2 separate regions of the Homo sapiens genome follow, and region 1 is linked to region 2. A link is an interaction called in ENCODE POLR2A ChIA-PET data of the cell type or tissue named here. Cell type or tissue: OCI-LY7. All regions are shown on one strand. Each heading gives the region's core, and the rest is flanking DNA. Links, peaks and the distances in the headings are about the cores only.

Region 1 (2,500 bases), core at 1-2,500, 1.7 Mb after region 2:
GTTCAGGAGCTCTTGGATCACCCTATCTAGAGGCAGAGGGCATGGCTTTCATGTCTATGGAGACAAAGCATCAAGTCATTATCAGACCTTCACACCTTCACACAGTCTACTGAGGATGTGTTTTGATGGGTGACAAAAATAGGTTTAGTTATATATAAGACTTGCCATCAGAGGGCAAGACTCAGAGAACCCTGAGCAGCTTAGGGAAGCAGGAAGAATAAAAGAGAAAGGCTCTTGCTTAATGATAGGGACACCAAAAAAAAAAAAAAAAGAGAGAGAGAAAGTCTCTGCCTCCTTTGCAGGAGAATAGGTTTTAATAGATTTTGCTCCTCTTATTTTAAGAGATGTTTTTAAAACTCCTTCCCTAAAGAAGTGGGAATACGAAACAGATTGAGACCCTCAGAACAGGTAGCTGAGGTAGGCGGAGAGAAAGAAACCCCATTTCCAGAGGGAAGCAGCAGCACAAAACTTGTGAACGGTAGAGAAAAACTTACTATACCTGGGCAACTTCTTGGTTAGGAGTATTCCAGACCTGATTCCCAACTGCTCCCCAGCCTAAGCAAAAACCACCAACATTCTGAGTCATGTGACCTGATTTTAAAATATTTTATTACATAACCTTTTCATGGCACCATCAGGAGTAACAGAAAACGTTATTCCCAGTTCCTAAACCACATCCTGAAAAATATACATTTGTATTTATATATTTATATCAATACTCCACCCCATCCCATAATTCCACCACCTATTGTAGGTCTTTTGCTTAAAGCAGGAAACTATTCTCTTAGGTAAGAAAATATATATGGAAGCTAAATGAAATAACGGTTAGAGTAACTGGGGACAGTTGGTCGTGGGGACAGGGAGGAAGGGGTTAAGTCCAGCCTAGGCAGGATGCATCACTAGGGGTCCATCAAGGTGGAGGAGGACAGTGTATAAAAAGGCAGCGTCACACAGGTGGGCTCTGGGGTCCTTGGTCCATTAGGAGATGGCCTTTGCCTCAGGAAGGAAGGCTTCCCAGTACTTTGCCAGCTGCAAAGAAGTGGGGACATTAAGCAAGTGCCCCCACCTAGTGGCAGAGCCTAAGCCAGCCTGGGAGGAATCAAGCACAGTACCCTGGCGCTCCCCAAGCGCCTGCCACACAAAGGCAGGCTCCGAGCAGCTGCACAGGCCACATGACCTTCACACCTCCCTCTCGACAGGGAAGGCAGCAGTTACTGAGCCCCAAGTGCAAGGGCAGTCTCTGAAGACAGTCTTGGCTCCACCCCAGAGGGAGCACCCCTGTGGTGGCCACAGCTTTGCCTGGCTCAGTTAGTTCCTCACAGTGGGGCCACTGTTTCACATACCGATGAGGCCTCAGCCTCAGGAGGGCCAGGTGGTACCATGGGGTGGCTCCTCGAAGGGTAAGCAGTTACAGGGAGATGGGGTTTGTCCTCAAAAACTAACTCACCTCAGAATGAGGGCAGCAGACCTGGGCCCTCCTGCTTGGTAAAAGACCCTGTTGGATGCTCCATGTCAGAGCAGCAGGACCTATTTTCAATGATGGACTATAGGAGGGCCCAGCCCCTCAGAAGCAGGGCCTGCACATCTTGTTGCAGAAGCCCCGAGGAGGCAGCTGGCCTTTGGAGCAGGCAGTAGAGGATGAAGGTCACACACAACTTACATACCTGCTGCTGTGAGTAAAGGAGTGTCTCAAGGTACTTGATCACGTGGTTCTTGAAGTCCTTGGATTTCTCTTTCTAGGAGACAAGATTCTACACTGACCATCCAGTTTTTGCTTTCCCTTTCGATGGGATGGTGGTGTTTATTGCTGACCAAGGCCAAACACAGTCTCAGAAAGTAGAGGCAGCAGGTGGAACAGCTGTAATTTCCAGCCAAAGAGGGTCTGCCAAGGCCTTGAAAGGCTTTGTTGGAGGGCAGGAGATGGGAAGTGGAGGAGAAACGACAGGGGACCGAGGGTATATGGCAGCTGCAAGATTTGTGTTTAACTGCTGTGGTCCAGCCACAAGTGTAAGATTGCCACTGTTCCTAGGATCAAGCACACACCCCCCCAAAGAAGGCCACGCCTGCTCACGAGAACTGCCAAGTTACTGGCACCTCTCTCTTTACCCAACAGAGTTGGACAACACCAAGAGTACTCCCAAAACAAGCACTGCATGCTAAGTGAGAAGTAGGATTTTCTATCTCACCTCAAACCGTATCACTTCTTTTCGGACCACTGTTGAAATCCTCTCGAAGTCCCTTTCATATTGAGTCACCCGAGACTCCCACTGGGAAGAAAGAGGAAAGAAAGGATCACCTCATATTATGGCACCATTATTAAGCCTTCACATTTGGACAGCGATTTTACATATGAGGGCTCAATTGATCATTATGTCTGTCTGTCCCTGTGGGTAAGATGAGGTGTCACAGAGGATTCCACACGTAAGTCAGAGTCCGGCAGAAGGCTACTTTAGGGGCTGACTGGAAAAGAGATGCCTGTGTTTCAGGCATCTGGGACCAA
Region 2 (9,241 bases), core at 398-2,897:
ATTAGCTGGGCATGGTGGAGCACGCCTGTAAGCCCAGCTACTCGGGAGGCTGAGGCAGGAGAATTGCTTGAGCCTGGGAGGCAGAGGTGGCAATGAGCCAAGAACGTGTCACTGCACTCCAGCCTGGGCAACAGAGTGAAGCTCTGTCTCAAAAAAATAAGATAAAATAAATAAGGAATGAGTTCTTCAGCAGTCAGGTCCTGCCTGTGAAAAACCACTGCACTCCAGCCAGGGCAACATAGTAAGATACCACCTCTTTTTAAATATAAATTACTATTTTTTTTTTATTTTTTGCGACAAGGGTCTCACTCTGTTGCCTAGGCTGGAGGGCAGTGGCATGATCTTGGCTCACTGCAGCCTCTACCTCTCGGGCTCAAGCAATCCTCCCACCTCAGCCTCTCAAGTAGCTGGGACCACAGGTGTGTGCCACTATGCCAACTAATTTTTGTATTTTTTGTAGAGATGGGGTTTCACCATGTTGCCCAGGTTGGTCTCAAACACCTGACCTCAGGCAATCCGCCCGCCTCAGCCTCCCAAAGTGCTGGGATTACAGGCATGAGCCACAGTATCCAGCTATTATCTTTTTTGCAGAACCTTTAAAAAATATATTTTTAGGCCAGGCACAGTGGCTCACACCTGTAAACCCAGTACTTTGGGAGGCTGAGATGGGGGGATCACAACGTCAGGAGTTCAAAAGCCTGGCCAACATAGTGAAACCCTGTCTTTACTAAAAATGCAAAAATTAGCTGAGTGTGGTGGCACACGCCTGTAGTCCCAGCTACTCAGGAGGCTGAGGCAGGAGAATTGCTTGAACCCGGGAGGTGGAGGTTGCAGTGAGCCGAGACCACACCATTGCACTCCAGCCCAGGGGACAGAGTGAGACTGTCTCAAGAAAAAAAAATATACATATAATATATATATAATATGTATACATATTATATGTATATACATATTATATATATAATATGTATACATATAATATGTATATACATATTATATATATAATATGTATATACATATTATATATATAATATGTATATACATATAATATATAATATATATTATAATACATATAATATATATAATATATGTATACATATATATAATATGTATATATATTATATATATTTTAAAAAGGAATGCACTCTTGAAACACACAAGAATATGAATGAATCTGCAAAGCATTTTGCAGGCAGGGCACAGTGGCTAATGCCTGTAATCCCAGCACTTTGGGAGGCTGAGGTGGGAGGACTGCTTGAGCCCAAGAGTTTGAGACCAACCTGGGCAATATGGCGAGACTCCATCTCTACAAAAAATAAAATAAAAATATTAGGTGAGCACAGTGGCATATGCCTGTGGTCCCAGCTACACAGGAAGCTGAGGTGGGAGGATCACTTGAGCCCAGGAAGTCAAGACTGCAGTGAGCAGTGTTCATACCACTGCACTCCAGCCTGGGCGACCGAACAAGACTCTGTCTCAAAAACAAAAACAAAAACTTCTGCTAAGTGAAAGAAGCCAGATTCAAAAGACTACATATTGTACTATTCCATTTATATGACATTCTGGAAAAGGTAAAACTATAGGAGCAGAGAACAGATAAGTGATTGCCTGGGCTTGGGGGTGGGGTGGGGGTTCAATCACAAAGGGGTAGGTAGCACAAGAGAATTTTCATGGAGTGTGTTCATGTCTTGATTGTGGCAGTGGTTTCAATACTCTCTGCATTTGCAAAAAAAAAAAATTAAATTTTTTTTTTTTTGAGAAAGAGTTTCGCTCTTGTTGCCCAGGCTGGAGTGCAGTGGTGCAATCTTGGCTCACTGCAACCTCTGCCTTCCAGGTTCAAGCAATTCTCCTGCCTCAGCATCCCGAGTAGCTGGGACTACAGGCGTGCGCCACCACGCCCAGCTAATTTTTTCTTTTTTGTATTTTTAGTAGAGGCAGGGTTTCTTTCACCATGTTGGCCAGGCTGTAATCCCAGTACTTTGGGAGGCCAAGGTGTATGGATGACCTGAGGTCAGGAGTTCAAGACAAGGCTGGCCAACATGGTGAAATCCCGTCTCTACTAAAAATACCAAAAAAAAAAAAAAAAAAAAATTAGCCAGGCATGGTGGTGCGAGCCAGTAGTCCCAGCTACTCGGGAGGCTGAGGCAGGGAGAATCAATTGAACCCGGGAGGCAGAGGTTGCAGTGAGCCGAGATCATGCCAGTGCACTCTAATCTGGGTGACAACAGAGTAAGACTCTGTCTCAAAAAAAAAAAAAAAAAAAAAAAAGACAAAGATTTTCAGACTGGGTAAAAATACAATGTCAGGGTCTCTGACAGTATCTTTTGGCAAAAGGCAAACTTGCTAAAAAAAAAAAAGTTCAATTCTCATTCTTACAAGATTATGCACGAAACCCCATTATTTAAAAATGAAAAGTATTTCTATTTTTAGATTGCTAATATGTAGCAGCAAATAAAAAATCCATACATATCACACTCAAATACATATGTACCACAGTTCTGTGTGTCTTATAAAACTGTAAAACATATGGAGATTAAGAATCAAAGAGGCGGTTGAATTTTATGTCTAAAACAGCAAAACAAGTCTCTGAATTTTTCCCTTTTCATCCAGCTGTTTTGCCATCATAGAGCTAATTTTAGAAGGCGTAATCTTCTTATAAAATACATGTAGTTAAGAAAAGTAGTGGGTTTTTTTGTGACTTCTAATTCAGAGTTGTACAGGGTGCTTGGTTTCTGAACTAAGCCAGCAGACCGAGAATAATCTGAATCATAAGTCTAAGGCTAAGCCAAGAAACTTTTAGCTAAAGAATCATAGTGAGCTTCATAAGAGTTGAACTCCAGATCCTTTTTATTAATGGGCTTTAAAATGCAGGTAAACTTCCAAACAAAGTTTTCCCTCAATCTGGGAAAAACAAAATGAAAATCATAATGTGTGATTCTTTCCTGCAAGTTGAATGACTACGTTTGCTCTGTAATGCATGTAAGAGGAATATACATGGTTGTTTATTCTTGCTGGAGACTTCAATAGTTGCTTTCATTTGCTTTCTTTTTCTGATGAGAATCAGCAACATGGACACACTGCCATTTTTTTGAGCAATAGTATTTTTTTTAAGCAATAGTATTTTTTTTAATGTAAAGAGTCAAACCCAAAGAGACCAATCCAAATGAAATAATTTAGACCACAAAGTCCAGACTAATTTTCCCCATTTCTCAAAATAACTAGAACTGAGTACACATCAAATCTTCACTTTTCTTTGTATTATATAGACACTGTCACAAATGCAAGAGATTCTTCACTTTTCAGGTCAAATTTTCACCATCCTTTGGTCCTGTTATATGTAACAAGTGAACAATCACTTTTCATTAACTATGAATCAAAATAGATTAAGTGAAGACAATTTTATGTAACTCCTCACAGCTTCAAGTGCTATATAAGGAAGGATTTAAGAGTGCTTATAACAGCTTATTCGGTACATGACTTTCCATTAAACTACTTAACACAAATCTTAATTTATAGAAAAATTCAACCAATGCCAAGATCACCTAAAGTAAGTTATTCCAACCAGTCAAGAAACCAAAAATCTTGTATAGAAAAAAAAAAAAAAAGAGCAAAGGAAACTGGTATTCTATATTGCCCCAGAATCGTGCTTATTCTGAGGGTTCAGTTTCACCTAATTGTCCTAAAATAGTGCCCCCAGTCACACGATTAAAACTATTTGATAGAGCATGAGACTGATGATTGGCTGGATGCACTGTGTGTGGTTAGGAAAGCCCTATTACTGAACTGTTGGCCACCGGCGTGTGACATTTATAAGAAGGTGGGCAATCTACCCACAATTGCTGAAAAAAAAACTTTAAAAAAATTCTTCAAGTTTCCACATTAAAAATAACCTTATGCATGTAGGAATGGAGAAAATGTGGAAGAGTTACTCCCATTAGGCTGGCCTTGAGTGGATATGCTGTGTTTACACAATATTTTGAGATGGCCAGATAAGCAGTACTAATGGCAGCATATTACACAGTTATCATGAACCATGTGTAGCCTAAGGAGAATTTTCAGTGTATCAGGGTGGCCCACATGCTGCTATTTATCATTTCAATTTCATATCAGAATCAAAACTGAGGAAAAAGAAAACACTTTGAAACCCAAGCAAGTCATCTGGGGCCTGAGTAATGAGGCCTCTTGAAAAAAAAAATGAGAGAGAAAGAGATTAACACATTTTTGACAAACAGGCTTTGGCTTCAGAGCACTATTGCAGCTGTTAAATTCACATGCTGATGGAGTTCAGGTACGTAGACATTTACAGTAAGTTTTTACCAATGACTTTTACCAAGTAGTTGCACACATACATTTTCTGAAGCTGCATTTTAGTGACTAAAGTAACACTTTAGACAACAGGATTATGTCTTAGTTGCACTGCTATGTCTGAATAGTACAGCAATTGAGAACTCTGATATAAAGAGGGTAAACTGCCACTTAAAGAGTAACATTCTCCTGAAAAAGGCAATAGCTTTCCTTAATAAGAAGCAACACATGAAGTCTAGCAGGCATTGTTTCATATATTCCATTTTGATTGCTTAAGTTTTCAACTGGGCAGTATTCTATTTCAAGGCCATACTGTTGCAAAACCTTGTTCTGTGGTTGTAACATAGCTGCTGTGACTGTTGCAAACCGAGAAGACAGCACACAGAGAGAGAGAGAGAGAGAGATTAGGAGAAAAAAGGATTCTTTATATATTTATTTATTTTTGAGACAGGGTCTCATTCTGTTGCCCAGGCTGGAGTGCAGTGGTGCTATCATAGCTCATTGCAGCCTCAACCTCCTGGGTTCAAGCAATACTCCCATCTTCAGCCTCATGTGTAGCTGGGACTATAGGCATACACTATTATGCCCAGCTAACTTTTTCATTTTTAGTAGAGATGGGGGTTTCACTATGTTGCCCAGGCTGGTCTTGAACTCCTTAACTCAAGCAGTCCTCTCACCTGAGCCTCTCAAAGTTCTGGGATTACAGGTGTGAGTCACCACACCTGGCCCAGGAGAAAAAGTATTCTATGTAACTTTCACATGAAGGTCTTTTAGTAAATAACCAGTTTTTTTGGTTGTTGTTGTTGTTTTGAGACAAGTCTCACTCTCTTGCCCAGGCTAGAGTACAGTGGCACAATCATGGCTCACTGTAGCCTCCACCTCCTGGGGCTCAGGTGATCCTCCCACCTCAGCCTCCCAAGTAGCTGAGATCACAGGCGTGGACCACCACACCTGGATAATTTTTTTAAAAATTTTTTTGTAGAGACAGAGTTTTGCCATGTTGCTCAGGTTGGTCTCGAACTCCTAGGCTCAAGTGATCCACCTGCCTCAGCCTCCCAAAGTGTTGAGATTGCAGGTGTGGCTAGGCATGGTGGTTCTCAGCAACTTGGGAGGCCGAGGTGGGTGGATCGCCTGAGGTCAGGAGTTCGAGACCAGCCTGGCCAACATGGTGAAACCCCCGTCTCTACTAAAAATATAAAAGTATTAGTTGGGCATGGTGGCACGGGCCTATAATCCCAGCTACTTGGGAGGCTGAGGCAGGAGAATCACTTGAACCTGGGAGGTGGAGGTTGCAGTGAGCCGATATCGTGCCACTGCATTCTAGCCTGGACAACAAGAGGGAAACTTCATCTAAAAAAAAAAAAGATTACAGGTGTGAGCCACTGAGCCTGTAAAACAAAAAAATTATAAGTTCTCTGAGCTTCTACCCTGAATGAGCCCTGTTTTTAATAAAGATTAAGGTGGTTGGTTCCTGCAGAGACTCTACAGCTTAGGATAAAACAGGATTAAAGGCAAGTACTCATATAAATAAATGACTGTCTTTTTTATAATATGAGAAAATTATGAAGACGAATGGAATAACAACAGTTGATCATCATTTATCGAGTACCAATAAGGTATATGATCCTACACAATTCCTTTTGAGGTTTCATGGTTTGAGATGGGGTTTAGGAATAAAAATGAGAAACAAGAAATCTATCACATAAACTAATTGTCTTGGGTCAATGTTATTATTGGCTGATTGAGGAAAGGGAATATGTCTTTGGAATTTCCTTTGTAAATGCCTACTTGTGTGGATATATATAGACATGTGAATGTTTTTGATGATGATAATTAACAATCATCCTATACAAACACATAGGTTGTTATAAACTATGTACTTAAGAACTGGGACAACTGTTCACAAAATGAGTGACACGTAGTGTAATAAAAGAGCTGATTTGTCCTTCAAACAATTATAGGCTTGATTATAAAATACTCAAAAGCGGGGAATGATTAATATATAGTTGGGTTTGTTTTTGGAGTGGAAGGAAGGTAGTTAGTTAAAAAGCAAACAAACAAAAAATAGTCAGGGTTTTCTCCCCAGTATCCCTGAATCTGGACTAGGATTTGTTAATATCTTAACAATTTCTCAGTTGTGAATAAAACAAAAAACAAAGCAAAACAAAAAAATAAAACAACAACAAAAAAACAGTCCTTCCATGAGTTACCTCATGTCCAGGCCTTCTACTCAAGTCCTCATCCTATGCAAAAATTCTCTTTCCTTGATTTAGAGATGGGGTTTCACTATGTTGCTCAGGCTGGTCTCAAACTCCTGGGCTCAGGCACACCTCAGCCTCCTAAGTAGCTGTGACTACAGGAGCCTCCCACCATGCCCAGCTGGCTAAAAATAAAATTCCTTTTCCTACTCCCTCTGAAGTTATAGATTTTTGTTTGTTTGTTTTTTAATAGAGACAGGGTCCCACTCTGTCACCCAGACTGGAGTGCAGTGGTGCGATCATGGCTTTCTTCATCCTTGAACTCCTGGGCTCAAGTGATCCTCCTGCCTCAGCCTTCCCAGTAGGTAGGACTACTGGCATATACCACCATGCCCAGCTAAAGTTATATATATATATATTTTATATATATTTTTATATATTTTAAATATATAAAATATACATAATATATATTTTATATATTTTTATATATTTTATATATTTTAAATATATAAAATATATTTTATATATTTATATATTTTTATATATATAATATATTTTATATATTTATAACATAAATATATTTTATATATTTATAACATAAATATATTTTATATATTTATAACATAAATATATTTTATATATATATTATAAATATATATTATATATTTATATATTTATATATATAATATATATTATATATATTATATATTATATATTATATATTATATATAATATATTATATATATATTTATATATATATATTATATATATTATATATATATTTAATATATTATATATATTATATATATTATATATATATTTATATATATTATATATATTATATATAATATATATATATTATATATATATAATATATATATATATTTTAAAAGGACCTTACAAAAGTTTCCCAGAGGTATCTGCACAGTTTTTGAAAAAAATTAGCATTGTAACTCCCTATTTCAAAAAATTTAGGCCAAAAAGAAAAATATTGAGTGAGGTTTCTTAGGTCCCAGGTATGAAGCTTCCTAGGAATGATAGGCTAATAATCATGGTACAAAGCTTTGCATAGTCTCTTCCAAACAAAACATATATCACTAGTGTCTTTCTTGTTTCAGTCCTGGAAAATGACAAATTTTACTCGACAGCTGGTTAACATATGGAACAAAACCTTGTCTCACAGGCAGTGCACTCATTTAAGCCATACATCTTTCTCTCTTAATTCAAAGTGACAGTAGTGACAAGAGCAAAGTTTTTTGGAAGATATTTTCAGAGCCACTCTAGTTAGCAGCTTAGTTACATCCAGTCTAGATGGCATTCTTGTTTACCCATGTGAACTTCTGCTTCAGTTATTCAAATTCTTTGAATTCCTCAGTTCTGAGAACTGGGGTGGGCATTATCGATTTTTCCCAAAACTTTCATCTGTAACTATTTCCAATAGACTCTAATCCCCAAATGTGCTGGTTTCCACTTCCCTGTTGCTTTGGAAAACTCTATATAACATCAGTTAGAGTCTATTTTGCATTTGGTAGTTCCTTATAAACAGTTTCACTGTGTTCTCTAGGTATGAATATTTGTTTTACATTGATTGTTTTTAGACATAGGACTTACTAACATTCTAAAATTCTGCTTTTTCTTAAATATGTGCCTTAGTTGAAGTACTAATAAAGCTTCTATATTAGATTTTGTAGTTCATAGTAAATTTACATAGGCAATGTGTTAGACTTTGCATACGTTTTGTAGAAAAATAAAACCAAACCTAAGTAAGTAAAATAAAGGGTCAACTAAACAATCCAGCAGCAAACTCTCCTAAAGCTGCAACCACTTCTTACCCTAAATTATAGTTTCACTACTGGCCATACTTTCATTCTGCTTACTTTTTTTAGTTTCTTCCTTAGATCTATTCCTTACGTATATTTACAGATTGCAACACTAACCTCTACTGACTTTCTCCTTCTAATGCAACTTGGCCAGTTTCACTGAACTCTTTTTTTCTTTCTTTCTTTTTTTCTTTTCCGTTTTTTAGATGGAGTCTTACTCTGTCGCCCAGGCTGGAGTGCAGTGGCACGATCTTGGCTCACTGCAACCTCCGCTTCCCAGGTTCAAGCGATTCTCCTGCCTCAGCCTCCTGAGTAGCTGGGATTATAGGGGCACACCACCACGCCGGCTAATTTTTGTATTTTTAGTAGGCACAAGGTTTCACCATGTTGGCCAGGATGGTCTTGATCTCCTGACCTCATGATCCACGCGCCTTGGCCTCCCACAGTGTTGGGATTACAGATGTGAGCCACCGCACCCAGCTGGATGGGGTAATATATTAACAGTAAAGAATCTGAATGAAGCCCATCCTTAGGTGAAAGTTTACAAATATTCCTAATGTTGTAGTATACCAAGACTTACTTCTTGCTAGCTATCAACCACCAAAAAACATGCATTTCCCTAATAATTAGGTAATGTTCAATATTCAGTCGTGCAAAATAGAAATCTAGTCTTACAAAATAAATAGTCTTGTAATCTTTCCTGACAACTAGCAGAGTGCATTGTATATAACAGTACAAAGATTGAGGGAATGAATTCTATGCCTAGGCACATGGCATTTAAGATTTTACTTTTTAAAAATCCACAAGGCAGTGTGGTTTGGTAGAAGCCTATTGGCCCAGGGATTGTAAGGCGTCTAGCCATGTGATTTGGGAAAACTCATTACGCCTTTCTGAGCTTTAGTTTCTTCATCTCCAAAA

Evidence for each region. Peaks named below come from ENCODE experiments on the same cell type or tissue, not always from the same donor. Only the 100,000 strongest peaks of a DNase experiment are listed, where the experiment ranks them.
Region 1: POLR2A ChIA-PET joins it to region 2 with 6 read pairs; 2 of 35 experiments call an interaction of 5 or more read pairs at or near these places.

Annotation. Positions count from the first base shown.
Region 1 is chr15:64,136,097-64,138,596 of GRCh38, reverse strand. It overlaps SNX1 (sorting nexin 1), which reads right to left. Exons shown (of 15, transcript NM_003099.5): 13 at 2,187-2,267; 14 at 1,665-1,736; 15 at 1-1,029. The coding sequence ends at 979. Among named protein-coding and RNA genes, the nearest start is that of SNX22, 14 kb to the left of the region's middle. In OCI-LY7, for the core only: a CTCF peak has its summit at 1,058 (motif pointing left); a DNase peak (open chromatin) is centred at 1,106.
Region 2 is chr15:65,800,084-65,809,324 of GRCh38, reverse strand. The region is part of intron 1 of LOC105370866 (a long non-coding RNA gene); the gene reads right to left. Among named protein-coding and RNA genes, the nearest start is that of DENND4A, 12 kb to the right of the region's middle. In OCI-LY7, for the core only: no CTCF peak of the experiment used is centred there; a DNase peak (open chromatin) is centred at 1,414; H3K4me3 peaks cover 915 bases; H3K27ac peaks cover 1,093 bases.